Regions from separate parts of the Homo sapiens genome. Here region 1 is linked to region 2. A link is an interaction called in ENCODE POLR2A ChIA-PET data of the cell type or tissue named here. Cell type or tissue: PC-9. All regions are shown on one strand. Each heading gives the region's core, and the rest is flanking DNA. Links, peaks and the distances in the headings are about the cores only. Region 1 overlaps PLXNA2 (plexin A2). Region 2 overlaps PLXNA2 (plexin A2).

Region 1 (5,373 bases), core at 213-5,212, 74 kb before region 2:
CAGGTCCTTCAGTAGCATTCCACCCACGGGGAAAAGATGGGGCCTCAGACTCTCACATTTAGACAATTTTATTCTCACAGAAATCTTAAACCAAAAGGAGCCTTCTGAGATCATTGGGACCAATCCCCTGCCTCTAGGTAAACTGATTCCTAGGCAGCTTCCAGGAAAATTCAATATCAGAAAATTTCAGAATCTCCTTGGCAGGATGCTCTGCAGATCCTCTCTAGGCAGAATGTCCCCCTTAATATCTAACTTTAATCCCTTCTGCTGTAGCTCTAACTCTTTGGGAAGAAGGAGCTTTCTGTGCATAGACTAAATCTGACCTGTCCGTGGGGTTGTGGCAGAGGACACCATAGCCCCCAAGTTACAGCATAGGTGACGGTCCTGAGTGTGACATTTGCCTGGGCCTGCCTGGGCCTAGAAGAGGACAGAAGCAATCATTCTCCCCAAGGGGGAAAGGAGCCATTCGGACATGTGTCTTTCTTTCATTCTGCCCCTTAATCCGCCCCTCTTTGAATCTGCCCTGAGCACCACCTCGTTGTCCAGGCCCAATGCCACACTCACTTCTGCGTATCATGGGGCTATTATCAAAGGCATCCACTTTCCCGAAAACAGGACAGCCTGAAGGCAAAACGTAACTAACTCCCAGGACCCTTCCACCTACAATGGAGGAAGCGCCTGCCTTTTTGTCATGAGGTCTGGGTTCTGACTGCAGCCTGTTTCTGACTCACTTTGAGTCGCCCTGGTCAATTTGTTTCCTTTCTGTGGGCTGTGGTGTCTTTCATATTAAAAAAAAAAAAAAACAGTGGGTTGGAATAATCTTATAATCTCCCTCAGCATTCTCCTGCTTTAAAGGCACTACTCATTAGAAGGAAGAGCTGAAGGAGAAGACGGACTCCTCTCCATCATGGGAAAGGAAGGAGGCTAAGTGACTTCCAGGAACAGCTGCTAACTTCCCTGATTTCACAGCCCTCATTTTCATGCTCATCTTTTCCCTACCACCGTCTGGCTCCTCAGAGTGTGTGAGCTCCCTAGTAGGTGCAGTAGTAATAGTAGGCACCCTTTGCTGTTATTGTTATGAAAACTGTCAGCTCCAGGATGGTGCTGGAGGTGACGATGATGTTGATGACAGGGTTGTTAGGAATGGAGTTAGTGGCAAGTGGAGCTACAGATGGGCCCACGGGTATGAGAGCTACTAACAGGAACTTTGACTCAATTTGGCAAAATCGTATTTCAAATCTAAATTCTCTTTCCACCAGCTCCTTTTGCTATAAGGGAAAGCCAAGTGGAAACGTAGAGGCATGTGCACCCAGATCTCCTGAAAAGGGCAATAGGAGAGGGTAGCAGGGAGGAGACAATCCTCTACTGAGCTGAACTGGAAACGCCTGATTGTCATTTCTTCCCTGCTTTGCCACTGACGCCCGCAGCAGCTGATCAGGAAGGTATCAGATGCCTTCACTAGCTGTCACTAACACCTGCCTCCTGAATCCTGATCGGGGAGATGGTGTCATCGGGCCCTCCACATAAAATATTTAGTGGCACTTGCTTCCCAAAGAGGCAAGCGTGGCCTCTCCTTGGCATCAGGAACGCTCCGAGTTACATGTGCTGGGAGACTCTCTTGTTCAGGCGAGAGTCCTGGAGCAGCATACCTGGTTTGAGACTTGGAGTAGGAGAGAGGGAAACTGGTAGAACAGAGACTAGGCAAGTTTTGGCTCTTGAGAATGCATGTGACAAGTGACTTCATGCACTAAACAGAGAGGGATGTGACAGAAAGAAGAAAGCATCATTATTAAGAGAAAACTCCTGAGGTTGACACTAGCAGAAAATTGGGGATAGGAGGAAGTCACACTGGGTATGCAAAGTCAAATGCATGTTTGTTTACCAGTGTCTACCAAACTGAGGATGGGAAATTCATTCTAAGACAGATGATGGGATGGATGGAGGTGAGGAGCTGGAAATAATGACAAATAAATTGCTAATAACAAAGGCTAATGTATCTTAAACACTTAAGATGGCCATGAACTGTTCTAAGTGCTTTTATATGTATTAACTGATTTCATTGTAATAATCCTATGACGTAGCTACTAGTACTAAACCTATTTTATATAGATAGTTAGATAACATCATAGAATGGCTAAGTACCTTGACCAAGTGTACACAGCTATAGGCTCCATTTGCGTCCAGGCACCTAAGTTCAGAGCTCATGCATTTAATTGTTATATCGCACTGCCTCTCACCAGAGGCACAAAGGTGGGCTCCATCCTCCCTTACTCAGAATGTGGATAGGAGTCCTGATCTTTGCCCACTGGGCTCTGCTTGGAACAGCCACTTAGTCACATCAATTTGGCATAGAAAGATGAAGGCTCTCAACGTGCCCTTGAAGTCAGCTGTCTTCATGAAGGCCACACTCCCAAGGTGGGGTGCAAACCTCCCCTCACTGCAGGAGACTGTGCCTCCTCTTGACTCCAGTGTCCAATGACAGCTGCTCCCAGGCGGGCAGTCCCTGAGTCCTGTGAGATGAATTCACTTGGCTGGTTATCAGGAGTGGCCTGTCCCAAAGCAAATGCTGCATGAGGGTGAGAGGAAAACAGCCCAGCTGGAGTGGTCTGTTTAGAACTACTGGCCTGAAAAAAAAAAAAAAAAAAAAAAAAAACAGAAAAAGAAAAAAGCTCCTGACCTAATCAGCCTCTCCAGGTTGGAGCAAAAAACCTCAGCTGCTATTGGAATCACAGACTCCAGGAACTGAAGGAACTAAGCTTCGAGGTAGCATTTTATCTGAAAAAGGAAATCTTATAGGTTGACTAATTCAAATACCTTTTGTTTTAAGATCAAGAAATAGGCTCATGGAAATGCCAGACTGGTCTAAAGTGAGTGACACTATAATTCATGAGTCACACAGGCAGAATGTGAACCCAGGGTTCCTGAGTCTCCCACCTTTCTTCCTGCCCTGTGACCTCATGCCTTCTAGACATCAGGACGTTTCTCATTCTCAGTCTAACTCTCAGGATCCTGTGTTTCCACCAGCCTTCCTGCAGTCTGCGGAGAGGCTATATTGGGACTTGTGCAGTAGTATGACAAAGAAGATCACCTTGGATCTATTTCTTTCCCCTTGCCACATGCTTCCCAGACTGAGCTCTGTCACTGGGTCGGGGAGGCCTAGGGATCAAAGGCACACCCACAGTGTTCATCTCATTGTGGGTGGGAAAGGAAGAATATAAGCAAAAAGAGAAGTCAAGAGCTGTGGCAGGATTTCAGAAGTGCCATCTCCTGTGGAGTCTTCAAAGACAATAACAGGCCAGGTGCAGTGGCTCACGCCTGTAATCCCAGCACTTTGGGAGGCCAAGGCAGGTGGATCACGAGGTCAGGAGATTGAGAGCAGTGTGACCAACATGGTGAAACCCTGTCTTTACTAAAAATACAAAAAAAAAAAAAAAATTAGGCGGGTGTGGTGGCACGTGCCTGTAGTCCCATCTACTGTGGAGGCTGAGGCAGCAGAATCGCTTGAACCAGGGAGGCGGAGGTCTCAATGAGCTGAGATCATACCACTGCACTCCAGCCTGGGCGACAGAGCAAGACTCTGTCTCAATAATAATAATAATAACAAAAACTAACATAAGTTAAGTGCTCACTGTGTGCCTGCAACCATGCTAAGAGGTTGGTCTCTATATTGTCTCATTTACTGTCATGACAACTTGAAAGGTACATACTGTAGTTATTCCCATTCTACCAGAAAGGGACATGAGACTTGACTTGCCTCAAATCCCAAATTTGTTCCCAGATTCTGTCTAACAACAACAAAAGCCACTCACTATTCAAACTGTGTCTTGGGAGGATACCAAGCAGGGAGGTGAGGTGGCTGATCTTAACCGCATACTAAGTCCTTCCATGTTATCTCTGCTACCAGAACCCCCTTCCTCCCCTCGCGGCTCCTCAAGGAGGAACCACTCTCCACCTGGAACCCAAGGAGATTTTCTTCCCAGCGACAGGGGCAGAGAATGGCCTCTTGCAATTCCCCATCCAGCTGGAGAATTTAAGGATTCTGTTATTTCCTTTCCACAGCTCCTCTTCAGGAATTCACGTCCTGCTACCGGCCTCAGGACATAGCTAAAAATAACCTCTGGTTTCCAAACTGAAAGCCCTGTCTGTTGGGAGGCTTTGCCGGTGTGCGCCTGGGGCCGGAAGGGCTGTGTCGGAGTAGCTGAGGTCAGCCTGAGTCTCATGCCGGTGTTGCCTTCCTCTTTCCAAGGAAGCCCAGGGCCTCATGAGTCACCCCGAACACCCTGGGGGAGTCGGGTTGGAGGAGGGAGTTAGGTGGGACCTACTGTGGCACCACGGTGGCTGCCAGGCCGAGGATGCAGAACTGAACAAGAGGAAGGGTCGTTCCTAAAGAAACTCTAGGGGATTCTCTAAGTGGTGTCTGTTCTAATTATAACCCAATCCAGCCAGAATGGGGAGTTGAGGGAGAAAGGCCTCTCCTAAGCTGCCTTGGAGCAAACTCTCCATCCTTCGGGTGTTTCCATCCCTGCCACCTTATGTGCCCAGAGTTCTGTCTGGACTTGCCTGAGAAGGTTGCTGGATGATCTTCCAGCTGAGAAAAGCTTTCTCTGCCGGACAGCTCGCTGCCTTCTCCTGGTGCCGCAGTCACTTCCCACTGTCCCTCTCCATAAGTCAGGACAGTACCATGATAGTGATGGAACAGGCCCTGCTCTCTGACCTCCAGGTCCTGCTCTCTGACCTCCAGGCTCTGCTCTCTGACTTCCTGCCCCTGGCCCAGACTGCCCCTGGCTACAGGCTGTCCTCAGGAGCCCCACCTTGCCCCTCTGGGCAGCTTCCTTGGAACAGGGAAGAATAAGCACCAAGGCTCTGGAAGTGGAGGAGCCTTAAAGCCTGGGAGTCAGGAGGCAGGGGGAAGAGTAAAGGAGTCAGGGCTAGAGACTGGGCTTCGAGCATGGCCCACTGAGGCCCGCTGGTGATTTCATGGATGCTGAAACAGTCAGGAGGCCCCAGCAGTGCCTGAAATGAGACTGAATCTCACCTCACCACCCTTTGCTGCTCCCCACATTCTCCCAAATCTGGTACCCCTGCCCCAGGTGGCTGAAGCTGGACTCAGCCAGCCAGTAACCCCTAGCAAGGAGACTGGTTCTCTGTGTGTCCTGGCTTCCCATGTGCTCTGCCTGCAGAGAGGCAGAGGTTGAAGCAATTTCCCGAGGACCTGGCTACCTGGCAGCAGCTGGGCGTCCACCTTGAGAAGGATGGGGGAATCTCAAGAGATCTGCCTGTCTCCCGAGGGCTTTTCCGGCTCCGGAATGGCACATGTGGGAATCCCAGTCTTGTTGGCTACAACATTTTTCCCTTTCCTAACAAGTTCTAACA
Region 2 (5,373 bases), core at 327-5,326:
CAACTCATTGGGGACCAGTGCTGGAAGCAGTGTGTGTGTGCATGTGCGTGTGTGTGTAAGGGTGGGAGCAGCAGAAATTCTCAAATCTTAGAACATCTTAACAACCTCCTTCCCCTTCATGGAAAAGAGAGACCCTTATCCCTGTTTCCCTTCTTCCTCTCCTCTGCTAGCTCAGTGCAAACCACGGGCCAAGTTTTCCAGGCTCCTGCGTCCCCGTCCAATTAGCCAAGCATTTAGGGCCAGGCTCCTAGCTGTCCTCCAGGGAGCCTCAGCCTGCTGAGTTTTGACTCTGCAAGCTTAGTTAATGTTTTCACAGCTCAGAGGGCGGGGCCAGCAATAGGCACCCTGGACTGCCACCGCTGCTGTTGCTGCTGTTGAATGCGTATGTGAGAGAGTGTGTGTGTATGTGTATGTGAGTGTGTGAATGTATGTACAGGATAGAGGGAGGAAGAGTCTCAGAGACAGAATTTACCAAAGACTTAAATCTATAAATAATTCGGGTCATGAAGCTCTACAAAAATAATCTTCAGCTTGAATCTTCTCTCGCAGCACCAAATGCTCAACTCCAGATACACTCTCATTAACTCACTCCCAGGGTCAGCCTCAGCAGCACCAGGCCCTCTCCACCTTTCACCTCCTTAAAGGTCTGAACACACACACACACACAATATACACACACCACACTTATACACACACCACACTTATACACACATACTGCATACACACACCACATACAGTGCCTATACACCATACTCATACAACAGACTTACACACACCATACATACATACACCACATACAACACATACCATACTCATACACACTCACAACACATATACACCACATTCATACACACAACAGACTCATACACACATACCACATATACACACACCACATCCATGTACATACAACACATACACACCACACTCATGCACACAACAGATTTACACACACCACACACATACATATCACACATCCAACACACATCATATACATACAACAGACTCATACACACACAACACATACACATCATACACATACACACAACAGACTCATACACACACCACATATGTACACACACCACACATGCCACACACATACACATTCACATGCCACATATATGTTAATAGACCACAAAAGCATAGGGTCCTTAGGTGAACAGAGGTAGAAGCGAGTGATAAAGGCCTCTTCTGAAGTGAATTTGAGGACGCCAGATGCTGAGACCTGCTGAGAGTGATGTTGAGCGCTCAATAACTCTGTGTCAAAAGTCTCATCCTCTCCAAATGCTTAGGTCTGAGAGACCAAGTTTCTAAGAAATCTGAGCTCAGGCATAACAAGAACAGCTTTATATTTATATTACACTGTACGTTTTCCAAAGAACCCACATTTCCACTCCTGCATTTTGGCTTAGGCCTCACCTCCTCCAGGAAGTACCCCCTCAGGGCCTCCTTCAGGCCAGGTGAGATGCTGCTCCGCCCCCCGTGCTGGTCTCCCTGGGACCCCCATGCAAACCTCTTCTCACAAGGGGTGACCCCTGTGTTCATGAAGACCAGACAAATTGTCCATTTCCCCATCACCGGGCTTCCTGAGGGGATCCTTATCCTTTATCACGTATCTGCAGCTCCTAACGCAGGCCTAGCTCATGGTAGGCACATAATAAATCAATATTGGACAGTACTGACATTCATAGCTAATAACTCATTTTACATTCACAATATCTTTTTTGAGCTAAGGACCATTATGTCCCACCATTATGGGACAGCTACAGAAACTATTACATAAACAAGTGAAATGACTTGCCTGAAGTCACACAGCCAATGAAAGAAAACCTTGGGATTAAATCCCAGCCCTGCAGACATGATCCAGTGCTTCCTTCTGTGTGGTGATGCCTTTCAAACCAATCTCTTTGCTACTAAGAAACCCAAGAAGAAGATTCCCAATTCTGCTCTTCCACAGCTCTTGCAGAAAACCTATATATACTATTACTGCTACTGCTACTACTACTAATAATAATGTGATATTAGAGTACCAAAGGGCTCCATAAATTAGGGCTAACTAGAGAAGAAATCGAAGCACAAGAAAAGGAGTTTAGAGGGGGCTGCAGGTAAGCGAGTTAATTGGATATGCTGATTGGAATTGGATATTCAAGAAAAGAAGCTGACATTAATTTCTGTCCAGATATAGCTGTGATTTAAAGGAAAGGTACTAATGGGGTTACTATTTCATTCTCATTTCAACTGGAGGACTGGACGCTAAATCTCTGCTGGATTTTACCTCACACGCTCCTGCCCCAAAGCCAGCCCTGATAAACTGAGTTTTATCCCCCAGGTAAGGCCCCCAAAAATTAGGTTCTGAGTTTACTGTTGTCCCCAGGAAATAGGAGATTGTCCCACTTTGAACTTGGGATCCTAAAGGGGGAAGAGTGGATGAGGGGGAAATTTGGACTTTTAGATGACCCATCTACTCTGCTCAGCAGCAAGGGCAGCTATGTTTGCCCATTATTAGCCCCCTCTTCAGAGAATTCAGGCTCTAGCTGGGAATCTCAGTTACGCCACTCTCCAGCTGTGTGATCTTGAGAGAGTTGCCTAACTCTCCTGTGCCTCTGAGTTTTTATCTATAAAATGGGATTTAAAATAGTATTTACCTCAGGAATGCTTGGAAGTGTTAAATGAGTTCATTTTTGTTAAGTACTGTGACAGCACGTAGCACTGTGGTAGCTATTATTAAATTCTTTAGGTGAACAGAACCTTTCAGAATCCAAGTCTATCCTACTGCCTTCAGGCAGGGCCACATTTAACCATGAAAAAAAGGGGTTATCCTGGGTTTAAAACCCTCCTGAGAAGGAGATTACAGTCTCCTATAGTCACCCATTCTATAGTAAAGTCTTTGGTTCTTACTAGAGCTAGACTAAATGTCCTCATGTCAGAGTTTAGGCTGGGCATAGTAGCTCACACCTGTAATCCTAGCACTTCGTGGGGCTGAGGTGGGAGGATCACTGGAGCTCAAGAGTTTGAGACCAGCCTGGGCAACATAATGAGACCCTGTCTCTAAAAAAAAAATTAAAAAGTAGCCAGTTGTGGTGGTGCACACCTGTAGTCCCAGCTACTTGGGTGGCTGAGTAGGAGGATCGCTTGATCTTGGGAGCTCAAGGCTGCAGTGAGCTGTGATTGCGCCACTGCACTTGGCCTGGGTGGCACAGAGTGAGACCCTGTCTTAAAATAAATAAGTAGTTTAGGCACATTTTGTCTTTTGCTGGTCTCAGTAAAGACTGTCACTCTCTTCTGTTCCTTGTGCTATCTGGCTGCTGAGCCTTGTCCAAGCAAAATAGCCCCAGTAGCTTCTGCATTTCCACCGAGGTCAAGCCTTCCCAGAAGAAGAAGATCCCAAATAGAAAAACACACTCCAGTGACTCATTCCACCTGTCCCTGTCACCTCCCTCCTTTGCCCCATCTCCAGTATCCTCCGCTGCCTGGTTGGATTTTGGGACCTGTGCATCTTGGTGTTGCACCGCATGCAAGGGCTGGTTCAGTTTATTGCTGTCACTTTGTGGGACACCATAGAATAAACTCAATTGGTTGGCTATTAAAATCCCACTCTTGTTTTGGGACTCCTTGACACTCCCCTCACCACTGGCCATCCTGTTTCTGGCAAAGACAGAGGACAGCTTTGAAACCCAAAATTTCCTATCCAAGACAGAGACATGAGAAAAATCACAGACTTAAACTACATTAGCAGCCTTCTTCCTAGTCACTTCCAAGGCATTCTCCCCCTCAGCCATGTGCTTTCCTCTGGACCCCACCAGCTGGGGCTGGTTTGAACCCCAGTTCCACCATGGATTGGAAGTTTTGAATGGAAGAGTTTAGACAAGATTAGCTCCAGTAATTTTTATAAGTCTATGATTCTCCTGTGATAGGCACCAAGCAGATTGCTTCTTCCAGTTATTCAGAGAGGAACACTAAGGCTCAGAGAGGTAACTCACCTAAAAGTGTGCCATTAGGCAGAAATCAAGCCCCAGGGAAGAACAGAGTCAGAATGGAAACCCAGGAGGCCTGAGGCCCAGACTTAAACCCTGCACTCATTGGTGTGTTGCCTTAAGGGAGCAAAGGGGATCAAGGGAGGGGAAAGACCTCTGCTGCCCAGGGGATCTGCTGCCTTCTCTCTGCCAGCCCCTGCCCCACCTTTTTCTCCTTGACCTGGCCTCCTGGCCCCTACTCTCCATCTTCTCTGACCCCCTATACGTATCTTGAAAGGTGACTCCATCTTGGGGCAGATAGCATGGATCGGGGGTGAGTGGGGGGAGTCACAGACTTCTTGGCCAATACCACATTTCTCTCCGGGATTTAGACTGAATGAAATAGGATAGCTTAGTTCGGGTTCAGTACCAACAACATTTTCTGTTCTGGTTTGGTTTTACCTCTGACATTTGAGACTTATGTAGGTTTGATTCTGGCTTCAACTGGCTTATTAAAAGATTGGGGTTGCAGACAGGGAAAAAGAAAAACCTTCAGATTAGGTCTCTGATTCAGTAAAATATTAATGGTTGGGATTGGTCCTGACCGAATGCAGCAGACAATGTGATGATAAGTTGTCTTTGGTTCAACTCCAGCTCTAATCTTGCCACGGGTACCATCTGGTCCCAGGGACCACAGAGGAAGGGCCCTCACCATGGCATTCATTCTCTCTTCTGACTTGGTGTGCAGGCCTTGCTGAATCCACGCAAGTGCCCAGGCTCTGGGAGAGGGTAGAGGCCAACATGTAGGAAAAGGCAGATGAAGAATATTAAAGTGCCATTAGCATGAAAACAGCGGACTATTCCAGCCAGCAGAGGGTTAACTGGCCTTCTGGGGCAGGAGATCCCAGACCAGGCTTGAGGGAGGGGCCTGGCTCTGCAGCTCCTGGGACCCAGCCCTGCAGCTGCTGGGACGCAGCCAGCACCTTGAGGAGGCTTAAATCTCCCTGGAGAGGAGTAGCTGTCACAGGGAAGGTGGGAGAAGCACTGGGACACTTTCCCTTCAGAGGAGGGGCACAGTTCAGACTCAGGCAAGAAGCAGGGCCTGAAATCCCCATTTTATGGAGACAGAAAACTGAGACCAGGCCAACCAGAAGTCATGGCAATCACATCTGCCCTCTACCTCTTGCAATAGCCCAAGAACTTTTGTGACTAAAAGCTATGATATTTCTGTAAGAATCTTATGGAAATTTGGGTCTGTCTATCTAAGGGAGAATGCTGCTTTGAATGTCAAGGAGAACCATTTTAACTGTGGGGCATTTTCCCACACAGAGACTCTTATTCTTCCTTCTGCTTGAATCTCATCATCAGAATTGCTCCAGGTTACAGGCTGGTGGTCTCAGCCGTGTAACACCATTGCTGACTC

What was found. Peaks named below come from ENCODE experiments on the same cell type or tissue, not always from the same donor. Only the 100,000 strongest peaks of a DNase experiment are listed, where the experiment ranks them.
Region 1: POLR2A ChIA-PET joins it to region 2 with 20 read pairs; 5 of 35 experiments call an interaction of 5 or more read pairs at or near these places.

The regions. Positions count from the first base shown.
Region 1 is chr1:208,218,662-208,224,034 of GRCh38, reverse strand. The region is part of intron 1 of PLXNA2 (plexin A2); the gene reads left to right. All of the region lies in intron 3 of LOC105372884 (a long non-coding RNA gene), which reads right to left. Among named protein-coding and RNA genes, the nearest start is that of PLXNA2, 23 kb to the left of the region's middle. RefSeq lists an enhancer at 4,077-4,371. In PC-9, for the core only: no CTCF peak of the experiment used is centred there; DNase peaks (open chromatin) are centred at 2,854 and 4,194; H3K4me3 peaks cover 494 bases; H3K27ac peaks cover 3,880 bases.
Region 2 is chr1:208,144,880-208,150,252 of GRCh38, reverse strand. The region is part of intron 3 of PLXNA2 (plexin A2); the gene reads left to right. Among named protein-coding and RNA genes, the nearest start is that of PLXNA2, 97 kb to the left of the region's middle. In PC-9, for the core only: no CTCF peak of the experiment used is centred there; no DNase peak of the experiment used is centred there.